2 separate regions of the Mus musculus genome follow, and region 1 is linked to region 2. Evidence: chromatin loops called from intact Hi-C (ENCODE). Cell type or tissue: gastrocnemius. All regions are shown on one strand. Each heading gives the region's core, and the rest is flanking DNA. Links, peaks and the distances in the headings are about the cores only.

What was found. A loop is a pair of places that touch in the nucleus more often than their neighbours do. Peaks named below come from ENCODE experiments on the same cell type or tissue, not always from the same donor. Only the 100,000 strongest peaks of a DNase experiment are listed, where the experiment ranks them.
Region 1: it touches region 2 in a loop (27-fold over the local background); 17 of 42 quality-filtered maps call a loop at or near these places.

The regions. Positions count from the first base shown.
Region 1 is chr19:36,909,933-36,916,888 of GRCm38, forward strand. No RefSeq gene overlaps it. Among named protein-coding and RNA genes, the nearest start is that of Fgfbp3, 6.2 kb to the right of the region's middle. In gastrocnemius, for the core only: no CTCF peak of the experiment used is centred there; no DNase peak of the experiment used is centred there.
Region 2 is chr19:37,374,953-37,381,908 of GRCm38, forward strand. It overlaps Kif11 (kinesin family member 11), which reads left to right and starts at 1,430. Exons shown (of 22, transcript NM_010615.2): 1 at 1,430-1,715. The coding sequence starts at 1,642. In gastrocnemius, for the core only: no CTCF peak of the experiment used is centred there; no DNase peak of the experiment used is centred there; H3K4me3 peaks cover 27 bases.

The DNA.
Region 1 (6,956 bases), core at 1,555-4,054, 470 kb before region 2:
CCACCTCGTTGGTGCTTGAGATATCAAGCCCACTCACGTGGTGGTCTTTTCTTGACCCCTGAAAAAGCCTCAGAGACAGTTCCTTGCCCTGAGTTCCCAAAGATCCCAATTGTCTTCTATTGTCAGTTTCCTAGCCAGGCTACCTAAAGTCATCTGCTCGACAGCGGACCCTGGTGGCTTCAGGCCAGCGCACTAGCTGTACCTGTGGGACTCAGTTCTCTCCTTCCATGGTGTGGATTGCAGCGGTGGAACTCAAGCTGTCAAACTTATAGGCAAGAGCTTTTACCTTCTCAAGCCATCTTGCCTACCCATAGGTTGCGGATCTTCACTAGGCTTTCTAGGAGCATAAAAATGCATCTGAGATGCTGATTGCATATCCACATATTGACTTTGATCACATGAACTACAGGATTAAAGAGAGGACGATCCGAAACATCCTCTGCTCCCTAGATTCTATTATTACCATTTTTCAGGGTGCTCCAGACTTTACATTTTGTTTTGCCCCCCCTCCCCTGCCCACGTTTTTTAATTGAGAGCATTCAGTGCTTCCAGTGGTTCTAGGAAGAGATTAAATTAGAGAAGTAAGGAAATTAGGTGCCTCTGCATTCTTCTTGGTATTTCACCCTGTAGCACTGCCTAGGAACACTTCCACGTCTCCACAGCGCATGACCAACCGCTAATTTTGACATCTCACCCTTCTAGGATCTCACCAAGTTCCCCACATCGTAACAATAGATGAGCAAGGCCCCTAGTCCTGTTTTGACTTCGAGAAGAATCATCATCATTGTAACCATTGTGCCCGAGAACAAAGGAACATATGGATCAAAGCTTTTGAGTTTTCAGTCCCATCACATGACCACCCAGCTCAAAGGCAGCTACTGTCCACTGAAGGACTGGTGGGATCCGCAGCTTCTGGGCTTTCAAAGGGAGTTCCTATGGTTACCTAGAGACAGCACCCTCGCTGCAACATCCGCATTGTTGGGGGCTGTGTTGCCAACATTCCTTCTGCGAGGCTGTATTTAGCCACTTCAAGCTGTAGCCCTTGGTGACAGCATCTTTCCTCTCACAGATCCTTTCGTCCCCCCTGCTCATCTATGTCCTTTTGGTTTCCCTTTCCAACCTGAGAATCAGCTTGCCTAATTGGATCCGAAAATCCTACTGGTGTTGAAATTGTTATAACATTTAAATGTATACACTGATCTTAAATGTTAATGTATCTTATGTAATAATGGCAATCTATAGGTTTTTATTTGAATCGTTAGTCTCTAGCCCCGACGTATTTCTTTTGTTTTTCATGTAGCTTTCCTATATAGTTCCTGTTAGATTCACGCTCCTTTTACCCTGTGCTGTGATTTATTTGTTTTATTTATTTATTTATTTATGTATTTATTTATGTATTTATTTATGTATTTATTTATTTGGTTTTCGAGACAGGGTTTCTCTGTATAGCCCTGGCTGTCCTGGAACTCACTCTGTAGACCAGGCTGGCCTCGAACTCAGAAATCCACCTGCCTCTGCCTCCTGAGTGCTGGGATTAAAGGCGTGCGCCACCACGCCCGGCGTGCTGTGATTTATTAACAGCCATTTCTATTACACTTCTTACTTTTTGCTGTCTCTATATGATGACCCCACCTTCCTTCCTTCCTTCCTTCCTTCCTTCCTTCCTTCCTCCCTCCCCCCCTTTTTCCTTCTTCCTTTCTTTCCCCTGTACAGTGCTGAGGATGAAGCGCAGAGTGTGCACGCGAAGCACTTGCTTGGTTTGCCTCTGAGCCACGGCCTCAGCATTGATGATTTTAGGATGATTGATTGAAGTAGGCTTCTTGTTGAGAGAGAGAGACAGAGACAGACACAGAGGCAGAGAGAGGAGAAGGAGGAGGGGTTTGGGATGCTTTTATGGCTGCTTTTATATTTTAAAAAGGGGAGAATTTTGAATGTGATGAGCCAAGAGGTCACAGGGGGGACAAAACTCCGAGTAAGTTCATCAAAGCCTTGCAGCTGGAAGCACTGGTCAAGAACTAAAGAGACCGTTCTTTGAAGTTATAAGAAAGCTGTGGGGCTGGGAGGTCAGCTGTGGTCCCCAAGGCTCTAAGGCCATTTATGAACTCACCTCTCCTTTCAAGTCTTCATGTTGAAGACTCCCCTCCACGACTTCTCCAACCCTTCCAACACCCCCATGCTCTCCATACCCCCCTCCCTACCCCCATCTCTGTGCTTTTACATCGGGGATGTGAGTGCTGGCCAGTTCTGCAACATCCCCTTCTCTCTCTCTCTCTCTCTCTCTCTCCCTCTCTCTCCCTCTCTCTCCCTCTCTCTCTGTCTCTCTCTCTCTCCCTCTCCCTCCCTCCCCCCCTCCCCTCCCCCTCCCTCCCCCTCCCCCTCTCTCCCCCTCCCCCCCCCTCTCCTCCTGTTTCTGGTGCTGGAGAGTAAAACCTGGTCTTTACACATTTCAAACATACACTCTACCACTGAGCCACACCCTGACCCTCATATTCATTCATTCATTCATTCATTCATTCATTCACTGTTCTAAACTGAGAAGAGTTGCCAATGATTGATTATCTTGTATAATCTTTTTCCGAGGGAGATCTCCCTTTTGATGTCTACATTGACATCCGAAAGAAAAGAAGCTTTAGCTATATACTTATCTACACGTGCAACGAGTCAGGCTCTGTGCCCTTCCTGAGCATCCCTCTTAAGTCTCTCCACGGCACTGTGGTGAAAGTACTGTTATGGCCATCTCTGTTTCACAAGCAGAAAGATGAGACTCGGAAAGGGGGGGAGTGAATTGCCCAAGGTTACCCAGCTGCAAGACCCCAATCTGAACCCACGTGTGTTGGTTTCTATTGCACACATTGCTACTTAGATTTACCTATAATATTTCATGGCAGCAGAAGGGAAAAATGCCAAAACCTCCTCTTGGCGACTCTGAAATACTCTTCCGTTCTTACATTTCTTTGTACGGCAGCTGTAGGAACTAGCCACTTCAATTGTGCACTGTGGTGGCTGGGTGACCGAGTGTGGGGTAGCTAGCTGACCCTGTTAGCCAGCTGCATCTTACCAGCAGCATCTTCACACTTCCCATAACCCCATACTTTGCTTGGGCCATTACAAGTGGCTGTACCTGTAGAGAAGCTAGAACGGCCATTCCTGTCTAACACGGCATCCTGAAATGAGCAATGTCTGTGCTATGCTATACTCCCCAAGGCACGGCTGAAGTTTTCTCAGGGCTCCAATGCTGAGCCCCCTCCTACTCAATTCTCCTTAGTCCTTCTGTCTGCCTCTGTTGTCCTCAGGGTACTGCATGTCTGTGCATGACTGAGGCTCAGTTTCTAGTGCATCCTTGCCTAAATTCCGAGGAAAGGCAAGCGGCATATTACTTAAGCATAGTAAAGTTGAAGTTACACAAATCATTGGCAAAAGGTTAGTCACTGATCGTGCCTGTGTACAAAGATGGCTATAAAATATCCCTGGCTTGGGGGTACTCATCCAGGAAAAAAGGGGGGCCGGATTTGAGTGGATAGCTGGTACTTTATCACAAGGAACAATGGAGAAACGAGAGGTATATTTCCCTCCCCCTCCCTTTGCTTCCTTTCCCACCCATCTTGTACAGACAAAACAGGTCCTTCATCACTTAAACAAACCCTAGCCAAAACAGCCCAGAGGTTGGTTTCTTTTCTTTCTTTTTTATTTAATTATTTTATTTTATGAGACAGGCTTTCCCTATGTAGCTCTGACTGTCCTGGAACTCACTACACAAACAAGGCTGGCCTTATATCCACCTGCCTCTGCCTTGCAAGTGCTGGGATCACAGGCATGCAGCCAATTAATCCAGAAGTGATTTCTAATATTTTTTTAAGTTTTATTTATTTTGTTTATATGAGCACACTGTAGCTGTCTTCAGACACACCAGAAGAAGGCATCAGATCCCAACAGATGTTTGTGAGGCACCATGTGGTTGCTGGGAATTGAACTCAGGACCTCTGGAAGAGCAAGTAGCCAGTGCTTTTAACCGCTGTCTTAGTCAGGGTTTCTATTCCTGCACAAACATCATGACCAAGAAGCAAATTGGGGAGGAAAGGGTTTATTCAGCTTACTCTTCCACATTGCTTTTCATCACTAAAGAAAGTCAGGACTGGAACTCAAACAGATCAGAAAGCAGGAGCTGATGCAGAGGCCATGGAGGGATGTTCTTTACTGGCTTGCTTCCCCTGGCTTGCTCAACTTGCTCTCTTATAGAACCAAGATTACCAGCCCAGAGATGGCCCCACCCACAAGGGACCTTTCCCCCTTGATCACTAATTGAGAAAATGCCTTACAGTTTGATCTCATGGAGGCATTTCCCCAACTGCTTCTTGGTCATGATGTTTTGTCCAGGAATAGAAACTCTGACTAAGACAACTGCTGAGGGGCTGGAGAGATGGCTCAGCGGTTAAGAGCACTGACTGCTCTTCTGAAGGTCCTGAGTTCAAATTCCAGCAACCACATGATGGCTCATAGCCATCCATAATGAGATCTGATGCCCTCCTTTGGTGTGTCTGAAGACAGCTACAGTGTACTTACATATAATAATAAATAAAATAATGAATAAAATCTTTAAAAAAAAAAAGACAACTGCTGAACCATCTCTGTAGCCCCCCCACCCCAGAATTGATTTCTCATCCTGAAACTGTGCAGTCTACACTGGGTGATAGAAAGCCTGACAATATCTGGTTTCTCTTCTACCTCTGCACTATTTTTTGCTAGTAGATGCCCTTTACATGATGTCTGGGCACTTCTTCAGCTACAAGCACACATTTTGTTATGTTCAGGTTCAATTTCATATATTCAATATTCAAATATATATAACTTTCCTTTAAGATTCACACGCTATGGGCTGGTGAGATGGCTCAGCAGGTAAGAGCACCCAACTGCTCTTCTGAAGGTCCGGAGTTCAAATCCCAGCAACCACATGGTGGCTCACAACCATCCGTAATGAGATCTGACTCCCTCTTCTGGAGTGTCTGAAGACAGCTACAGTATACTTACATATAATAATTAATAAATAAATCTTAAAAAAAAAAAGATTCACAGGCTATTTTGGAATCCTGGTTCACTTTTTAAAATGATTGGAGATTTTCTTACTACTGATGATTTCTAGCATAATTATTTTCTCATCAGAGAACAGATTTTGCATTATTGAAGCTGTTTAGGATGAGTTGCAGTTGGTCTTGTTCAGAATATGGTCTGTATCAATGACTACACTAGGTTGGTCTGTTGTTCCTAGCTCTCCATGTGTCAATCAAGCCTGTTTTATGATAGTTCAAGTCTTTTTCCCTGCCCTCTTTTTTTGTGAGGGGCAGGGGTGCTCACTATGCAGCACAGGCTAGCCCATACTTATAATTCTCCTGCATCCACCTCCTAAGTGCTAGGATTACAGACTTCTGCCTTTACAGTTGGCTAACTGCTCCTCTGTGGTAATCTTTTGGGGGACCCTGTTTAACCTTGAACTTTGTGCAGAATATCAAAATGGAAAGTTTAACCCAGAGTTGTTTTTTTTTTTTTTTGTCAACAGAATGTAAAAAATTAAAGCAGACCTTTCAGGTGATAATTATGTGTAGGCAATGAGATATGATAGAAGGTTAGCATTTTATGAACCTACTAATACTCTTGTACAAATTTGCATTCTGAGTTAAGAATGCAGGGCAGATTGTCAGCATACTGAGACACTATGCTTAGCCACTTCCCATGCCTGCTAAGTAAAATTATAAAGGACCAGTAACTTAAGGGATTTTTTTTTTTTTTTTGAGACAGAGTCTCACCAAGTAGCCTTGGATCGGCTAGAACTCACGGTATAAACCATGCCAGCCTTGAATTCGTAGCTCTCCTTCCGCCTACCTCTGCCTACCTCTGCCTTCTGAGTGCCGAGTAACTTTGAAAACAGAACTAGAACACGATGGTTGTGTGTCTTTGATAATTCCTCTTTCTCCCACAGACAGAGCTACCAGCACCTTCCTCATTGACCCTTTCTGATCTCAGCCCTGACAGTAAGGAAATGCTAGTGTACCCTGGCAACTTTCCCTCCACTCTGCCTGGTGCCCCAGAGGAAATCATTCATCTTCCCCAGAACCTCCTCCTCCTCTTCCAGCTGACGCTTGTCTGTCTAGCGCGTCCTTCCATACTAGTCTAGATGTCCTAGACACAACACTCCTCCCTTTCCCTGACCATTTCAGTTGTCTTTTCTCCGGCTCTTTGAAGTCCGCCATCTCTCCTGGGTTACATCATGTACTTCACATGTTATATTTGTTGCTATTCGAGTTATTATGTCTGTGGAGAATTGCACGTATGATTCTAGAAGGCAATAAGTGTGCTTTAAAAACCCCAGACTTAGCCCAACCCAATCTCCAAAAAGACCTGGAGATACTGGGACTTCGCCAATGTCATTCAAAAGACAGATGGAGGGATCTGATCCCTTCCCTTCCACTGCAAGCAGCTGTTTCTTGTTCCCCAGCCAGGGTCCTGGCACAGCTCTTGGACACACAGACTTTGGTCCAAGAGCTATGGTCTTTTCTTCTTTCTTACAAAGACATTTGTTAGACTATCAGAGGGCATCCTGGGAGGGCCTGGTAGTCCTCTTTCCCAGAGAGATGAAAGTGTGATTCTAGCCACGGTTCTGGACAGTACAGATTTATTTCCATTCTTTTTATTGATGCAAGCTTTTTGCTCGTCTTTTTAGAGACTGTGTTTGTTGGGCCATACTTTTGGAGAATGGTCTCCAGATACCTTGAGTTTCCTTGGCCATGATTAATTTTATCGAAGGATCAGTGCTACTCAACACGTGACCACATAAGTCTACCCTCAGAGTATGATCCATCTGGATGTTCTAACAATTGCTTGAGTTCAGAAGTACACAAAATGTGTATAAAATAGTTTTTATGCCACAGAGGCAGATCAAATAGAAAAGGCCAGGAATTTGTTGC
Region 2 (6,956 bases), core at 2,267-4,766:
AACCCAAAAAAACCAACAACAACAAAAAAAATCATGGGCTGGAGAGATGGATAAGAGCTGTTAAGAGCACTTCCTGTTCTTCCACAGGACCTGAATTCAGGTCCTAGCGCCCACTGTAGGTGGTTCACAACTGACTTTTTAACTACAGTTCCAGGGCATTCAATGCCATCTTCTGTCCAAGGGCACCACCACACACTTGGAGGACACACACACAGACACACTACCCCACACATAAATAAATAATCTTAAGCCACACCCCTCAAAAAAAAAAAAAAAAAAAAGCAAACAAGAAACCAGCCAGGACTGGTAGCTCATTCTTTCAATACCAGTATGCAGAAGGCAGGAAGATCATTGAGGATTCTCACAGGGCCAGCCTTGTGTTCAGAAAGATATCTTGTTTAAAACAAACGAATAAATAGCAAATGATGGACATAACACAGTTTGATACTAAACTGGAAATGTATGAAATGGACGCTTGAACTCCTGATCTTTCTGCCTCTGTCCCTATATGTGTTTGGTTTGCTTTTTAAAGGATATTTGCTGAGTGAATGCAGTAGCAGGGAGGAGAAAAAAAGGGTAGCAGTAGGAACATCGAAGGAAGTCATTCAGGGACGAGATTCAAAGTCTTGGAGGAAGGTGATTGCAGAGGAAGGGTCTGGTTAAAAACACGTGTTGAAGTGAGAAAGACTGGCCGGAGGCAAGGGTATAAAGATGTTCAATATGTTCACTTTGTGGGACATTTTGAGATAGCAGTGAGTCTCTGGGGCTAGCTTTTGTTTTGTTTTTGTTTGTTTGTTTTTGGAGACAGCGTTTCTCTGTGCAACCAGCCCTGGCCGTCCTGGCCTCGCTTTATAGATCAGGCTGGTCTGGAACTCGGAGAGCTCCTCTGCCACTCCTGCCTCCGAGAGTAGTTTACCAGTAGACAGTTGGCTTTGCTTAATCCAGAGGACCAGGGATCTGGAGTGCGGAAGGCGGGTATTTGGCGAGGTCGGCGGCGCTTTCTCTGATCCTCGCTAAGTTACATCGGAGAGGCTAAACCGCATTTAAGATCCCGCGAAACAGAAAAAGCAGCTCCGGAAACCCGATGAGGCGGAGGACTCGGCTTTTCTGTTTCCCCGGTCCCCACCTACACCTTAAACGGCCGAGTTGTTCGTCACCTCTCTACGGAAAGCGAGAAGCCTCGGAGGGCGGTAAGGACCCAGCGAATGCGGCGATGTAGGCGTCCCAGGCCCCAGAAGCCCGCCAGCGGCAGCACTGAAAGCTTGCACAGTGAACTTCGGACTACAGGAGCCAGCCTGCACCGCCATCCATTTCTTCGGGTCACGCCCCGTCGTCACCACAGTGACGACACGGCGTCCCATGATGCCTCGCGTGCCGCTCTGCTATTGGTCCGGTCAGTCGTCTCCATTTTTCAAAATTGAGGCGCGGAATCGTTGCTGATTTCGGAGCAGAGGAGGAGGTTCGTCCTGTCCGGCTTTTGCGGGGCGGCGGCCACGGCCAAGAGGCCTGCGTGGACCTCGGGGACGCCGAGCTGCGAGTCTCGGTCCTCGTGGCCTTGGCAGCACCGGGTGAGGAGAGGCTGCTCCCGGTTCTCACTGTGTCTGAGTCTCCGCTAGGCCGGCAGGTTTTGGCTCGACCGTCATGGCGTCCCAGCCGAGTTCTTTGAAGAAGAAAGAGGAAAAGGGCAGGAACATCCAGGTGGTGGTGAGATGCAGGTAAGGAGAGGCTGGGACGAGTCCGGACGCGGAGGCTTAGCTTTTGGGCTAGCCGTTCCGGAGAGCGATTTGTTTACCTTTCTGAAGGACACCAAGTCATCGGTTTCTGGGGCTCCCCGTGTTTTGTTCGGTAAACATGCTACCACGTTTAGTTCTAAATTAGGGTTTGTCTCGGGGGGGGGGGGGATGTTGGTGTTGGTTAAAGTTAAGCTGCAGTCACAAAGAATTTGATGGTTGCTCTTCGCTGAAAAGTGCGTTCCCTTTTAAAAGCCAATGTCGCCGAAAATTTAGCTGTCATTGCTCTGTGCTACCCCGTCCGAGTTGTCAGTTTGGGAATAAAGCTTCCTACTTACTTTGCATGTAGTTTGGCGCTCACCTTGGGGTTATTTCCACTTCGGAAAGACTAATAGTTCTTTATTCTGTGTGTTTGGTCCAATAGATGAAAGTAGGTTTGCTTTTAAAAGGGAACGCACTTTTCAGCGAAGAGCAACCATCAAATTCACCTCTAATAACCAAGTAGACATTGCTGAATTTAAGCTAAGCTGTAAAATGAGTTTATGAAACTCACGAGCTAATGAAAGTACATGGCTAAGGTGCAGCATCTTTTCTCTTTCTCATTTTTCTTCTTCTTCTTTTTTTTTTTTTTGGTTTTTCGAGACAGGGTTTCTCTCTCCTTCTTTCTTTCTTTCTTTCTTTCTTTCTTTCTTTTATCTGCCTTTGTTCATTGACCAAAAGACAAAATTGAGAGGAGGGAGGGTGTGGGGTTCAGCTCTCCCCGACTGACATCCAAATAACTTACCCAGAGTTTTTAATTTTTTTGAATTTTTGTGATGTTACCGAGGTTGGTCTGGAACTATATGTTAGCGTACTTTACTGTCTCAGCCTCTCGGTCGTTTAGCTGGGATTGCTGGGTGACAAGTGTGTGCCACTGTGTCTGCCTTTTTTTTTTTTTTCCTGAGACTGGCCTCAAACTCCGACTAGCTCCCTGCCTTAGTTCTGAGTTCTGGAGTTATAAGCAATTCAAGTTTCAGCTACCAGACCCAAGTTTTTAAACTAGGTGACGTGTGTGTGTGTGTGTGTGTGTGTGTGTGTGTGTGTGTGTGTGTGAGCAACTCTAGGCTTGCCAAAGATACTTAATTGCTGAACTCTGGAGTTTTAGTTACTTAATTTGGAACTTTCATTTTAATCAACAGGAAAGCAGACACACTTAAGAATTTAGGAAAAAAAAAATTAGGCAGATTTAGGCAGGCAGTTGTGGGGCACACCTCTAATCCCAGCATGTTTTACAGATCGAGTTTCAAGACAACCAGGGCTACAAAGAGAAACTCTGCCTCAAAAAATTTTTATTTTTAATAATGGGTATATATTCAGGTGTTTGCACACATACGTGAGTGCTTGTGGAGAGCAGAAGAGAGCACCACCTCTAAGGCCAGAGTTACAGGTGGTTGTGAGTCACCCCCAGGTGTGGGGGCTAGAAACAGAACTCAAGGTCTCTAGAAGAACAAGAAGTGTTCTTACCCTAAGCTACCCAACAAATGCACTTTTTTTTACAATTTTTTTGCAGTATTATTATTATTAGTCAATATTGCCTTTTCTGTGTGCTATTATTTCCTTTGTTACTTACAAAGTGTTTGAGTCATAAAAAGTTACAAAGAACACTGACGGTGGGGGTGTGATGGTACAAGCCTTTAATCCCAGTATTTATCCCTCAAAGTAAGAAATAAAACATCTCATGTGTCCATACTGTCCTCCTACATTTCAAGGCTGGCCTTAAGAGAATTTTTTTTAAACATTTTTTTACCAGTGAAAACGTTTACACGTGTCTGTTATGTACAATAGTTTAGGCATAGGTTTTTCTTTTTCTTGTTTGGTTAGTCTTTTCTCTATTAAGTAGTGTTCCTGGCGCCAGTCTCATTAAGCTTTTTTTTTTTTTAAAGATTTATTATTTATTATATGTAAGTACACTGTAGCTGTCTTCAGACACTCAAGAAGAGGGAGTCAGATCTCGTTACGGATGGTTGTGAGGCACCATGTGGTTGCTGGGATTTGAACTCCGGACCTTCGGAAGAGCAGTCGGGTGCTCTTATCCACTGAGCCATCTCACCAGCCCCTCATTAAGCTTTAATAAGCAATAAATGAGGCTTTCTTAGGATGTTGTACGTTAGATCCTCATCGTCTTGTGTTTGGTGGCAGGGTCTCACTATGTAGCGTTCTGCCTCCCCTGCAACTCATCTGCACCCAGGCTTGAAGTCCTGCAGTCAGTGCTCCTGTGGCAGCCTCCTGAGCCTTAGAAGTGTGAGCCACCATGCCTGATTTTTGATGCTGTTGCCTGTGCCTTTGGTATCTGATCCAGGGAATCGTTGCTAAAGCCAAAGCTGCCAGGCTTTTTCTTCTTTGTTTCTCTAAGTTTTATGGTGTTACGTCTTAGGTGCAAGTTTTTGGTCCTCTTTATGTGATGTTAAGTGAGACATTCGGCTTCATTGTGTAGGATACCCAGTTTTCTGTCACCATGTTACAGAGATTACTGAATGGTTTGGCTCATTTGTCTAAAATCATTTGCCCATATAGGAGAGGGTTTATTTATGAGCACTCAATCCCACTGGTCTGTGTCTGTCTGTTCCAGTCTCGTTTATCGTATAGTTTTGACTGCTTACACCTTTAGAATAAATTTTAAAATCAAGAAGTGTGAGTTCTCCCTGTCTCAAAAAAAAAAAAAAAAAAAACCAAAACCAAAACAAAACAAAAAAAAAAGTGTGAGTCCTGAAGATGTGTTGTTTTTGTTTGTTTGTTTGTTTTTCATGACAGGGTTTCTCTGTATAGCCCTGGCTGTCCTGGAACTCACTCCGTAGACCAGGCTGGCCTCGAACTCAGAAATCTGCTTGCCTCTGCCTCCCAAGTGCTGGGATTAAAGGCATGTGCCACCACCGCCCAGCTGTCTATATGTTAATTTTAAATCTTATATGTGTGTATAATGTGTATGTCAGTGCCAGCATTCATGTGCTGCAGGGGGTGGTGTGTGTGTGTGTGTGTGTGTGTGTGTGTGTGTGTGTAGACCGGCAGAGAAATCTGGGGAGTCTGCTCATTTTAAATCGTGTCCTCAGACTTGACCCAGGGATTGCTTTTACCGCCTTACCCTGCTCACCTGCCCTAACCTGGATACTTTGTTGAGTTTATTATTTATTTTAAAGTTTTTAATGCAAGGATTTATTTTCGTTTATGTGTAATTACGTGCCTGTATGGATGAAGTCAGAAGAGCGCATGGGTCACTTAGAGCTAGAGTTGTGTATAATAGTATTTTGGTAGTGATGGTGGGGATTGCCACACTTCCTTTTGTTTCCAGTTATCTCTGGGTTTTTTTTACACCCACTTTATCCTGTTTAGCTTTTGACTAAAACACACAGAGACCTGGAATTTTTATTAAGAACCTGTTGGCGGGCTGGAGAGATGGCTCAGCGGCTAAGAGCACTGACTGCTATTCCAAAGGTCCTGAGTCAAATCCCAGCAATCATATGGTGCCTCACAACCATCTGTAATGGGATCTGATGCCCTCTTCTGGTGTGTCTGAAGACAGCCTCAGTGGACTCATATACATAAAATAAATAAAATCCTTTAAAAAAAAAAAAAAAGAACCTGTTGGCAATGTGCTTGGCAGGTTCTGAGCTATTCAGCCTGACTTGGCTGCTAACATCCAGATAAATGCCCCTTTTCTTGCCATCTGTATCTTGCTCTGGCTTGCTCTGCTCCACGTGTACTCTTGGCCAATCCTCTTGGTGTCCCACACGTTGGTCTCTCTACACCTTTCTTCTTTTCTTTTCTCCTTCTCCTCCTTTTCCTCCTCCTCCTCCTTTCCCTCCTCTTCTTCCTCCTCCTCCCCCCTCCCCTCTCTCCCTCCTCCCTCAATCTCTCCCTCCCTGGGATCCTATGCCTCACTTCTACTGTCTTCTCCTGCCCCACCATAGGCTGACTAGCTGTTTATTAACAAATCAGAGATGATGAAAAACAACTTTTACATAACATTGAGACCGGAAGTACTTGACTACGACCATCTGTACTGTAACCAGATGTCAGGGCACAAAAAATACAGTATGAAAGACCTCCCCAACAGTTGTGAACCACTAGACATGGGTATTGGGAAATGAACTTGGGTCCTTGGGAAGAGCAGTAAGCGCTATTGGCCTCTGACCTATCCTTAATGCCCCTACTTTTTTTTTTTTTAATTGTGTAGTGGGTTTGGCCTAATGCTGCTTGTATAATAATGTTAATTTGGGGTTCTGATTGGTAAATAAAGATGCCATCAGCCAATGGCTGGACAGGGCAGACAGAGGTGGGACTTTTAGGATTCCAGGGCTTTGGAATCCCAGGGAGAGGAGGAGAGACAAAGAGTGGAGGACAGGGAGGTATAGTCAGTGGGAGTCCAGGGCAGCCAAGGTCCAATATAGAACTTAGTAAGTACTAACTCGGGATTATCGGCCGGAGGTGAGGAAGTGGCCCAACTGTTGCGCTGGTTATGGCTTATCAAATATGTGTTTTTAATTCAGGAACATAAAACATGGGGGCGGGTAGCAGGAACCAGCCGCCGGTATTTATGTATAAAAATTATTGCCAGTTTCTATTGTCTGCCTGGGAAACTTTTTTGCCAAAATACCTACATCCGACTCCTTCACATTTTAGATTCTGCTTAAATGTCACCTCATCAGGAAGCATTTCATAGCCACACCAAAATAGTACACTTACCTGTCTTATTACTTCCTATGCCCTTTTATTTTGCTTTATTTTTCACTTCTAATTTACTAGAACCTAATGTTATTTATTTGGTAATTTCTCTTCCAAGTATGTTCAAAGTTCCCTGAGAAGGATTTAGTGATGCTTTTATTTTTTTCTTTTGAGACAGGATTTGATGTACTCAGGTGGCCTTATTCTTGAGTAATTTATTTTTCTGCCTCCACTTCTGAGTTCCAGGGTTACTGGTGTGCACCCGTGTTTACTGTACACGGTGCTGAGGATGGAATCCAGGCATGTGCATATTAGGCAAGCAAGCATTCTTATCAACTGAGCTGCAGCCAAGCAACCCCCCCCCCTTTTTTAATTAGATTTTTTTTTTTACATTTGAAATGTTATAGCAACCCCCTTTTAAAAAGTTTTGCATTTTTAATTATGTGAGGTATGTGTGTGTTTGTGTGTGGTATGTGTGTGGTATGTGTGTGTGTGGTGTGTATGTGGTGTGTATGTGTATGGTGTGTG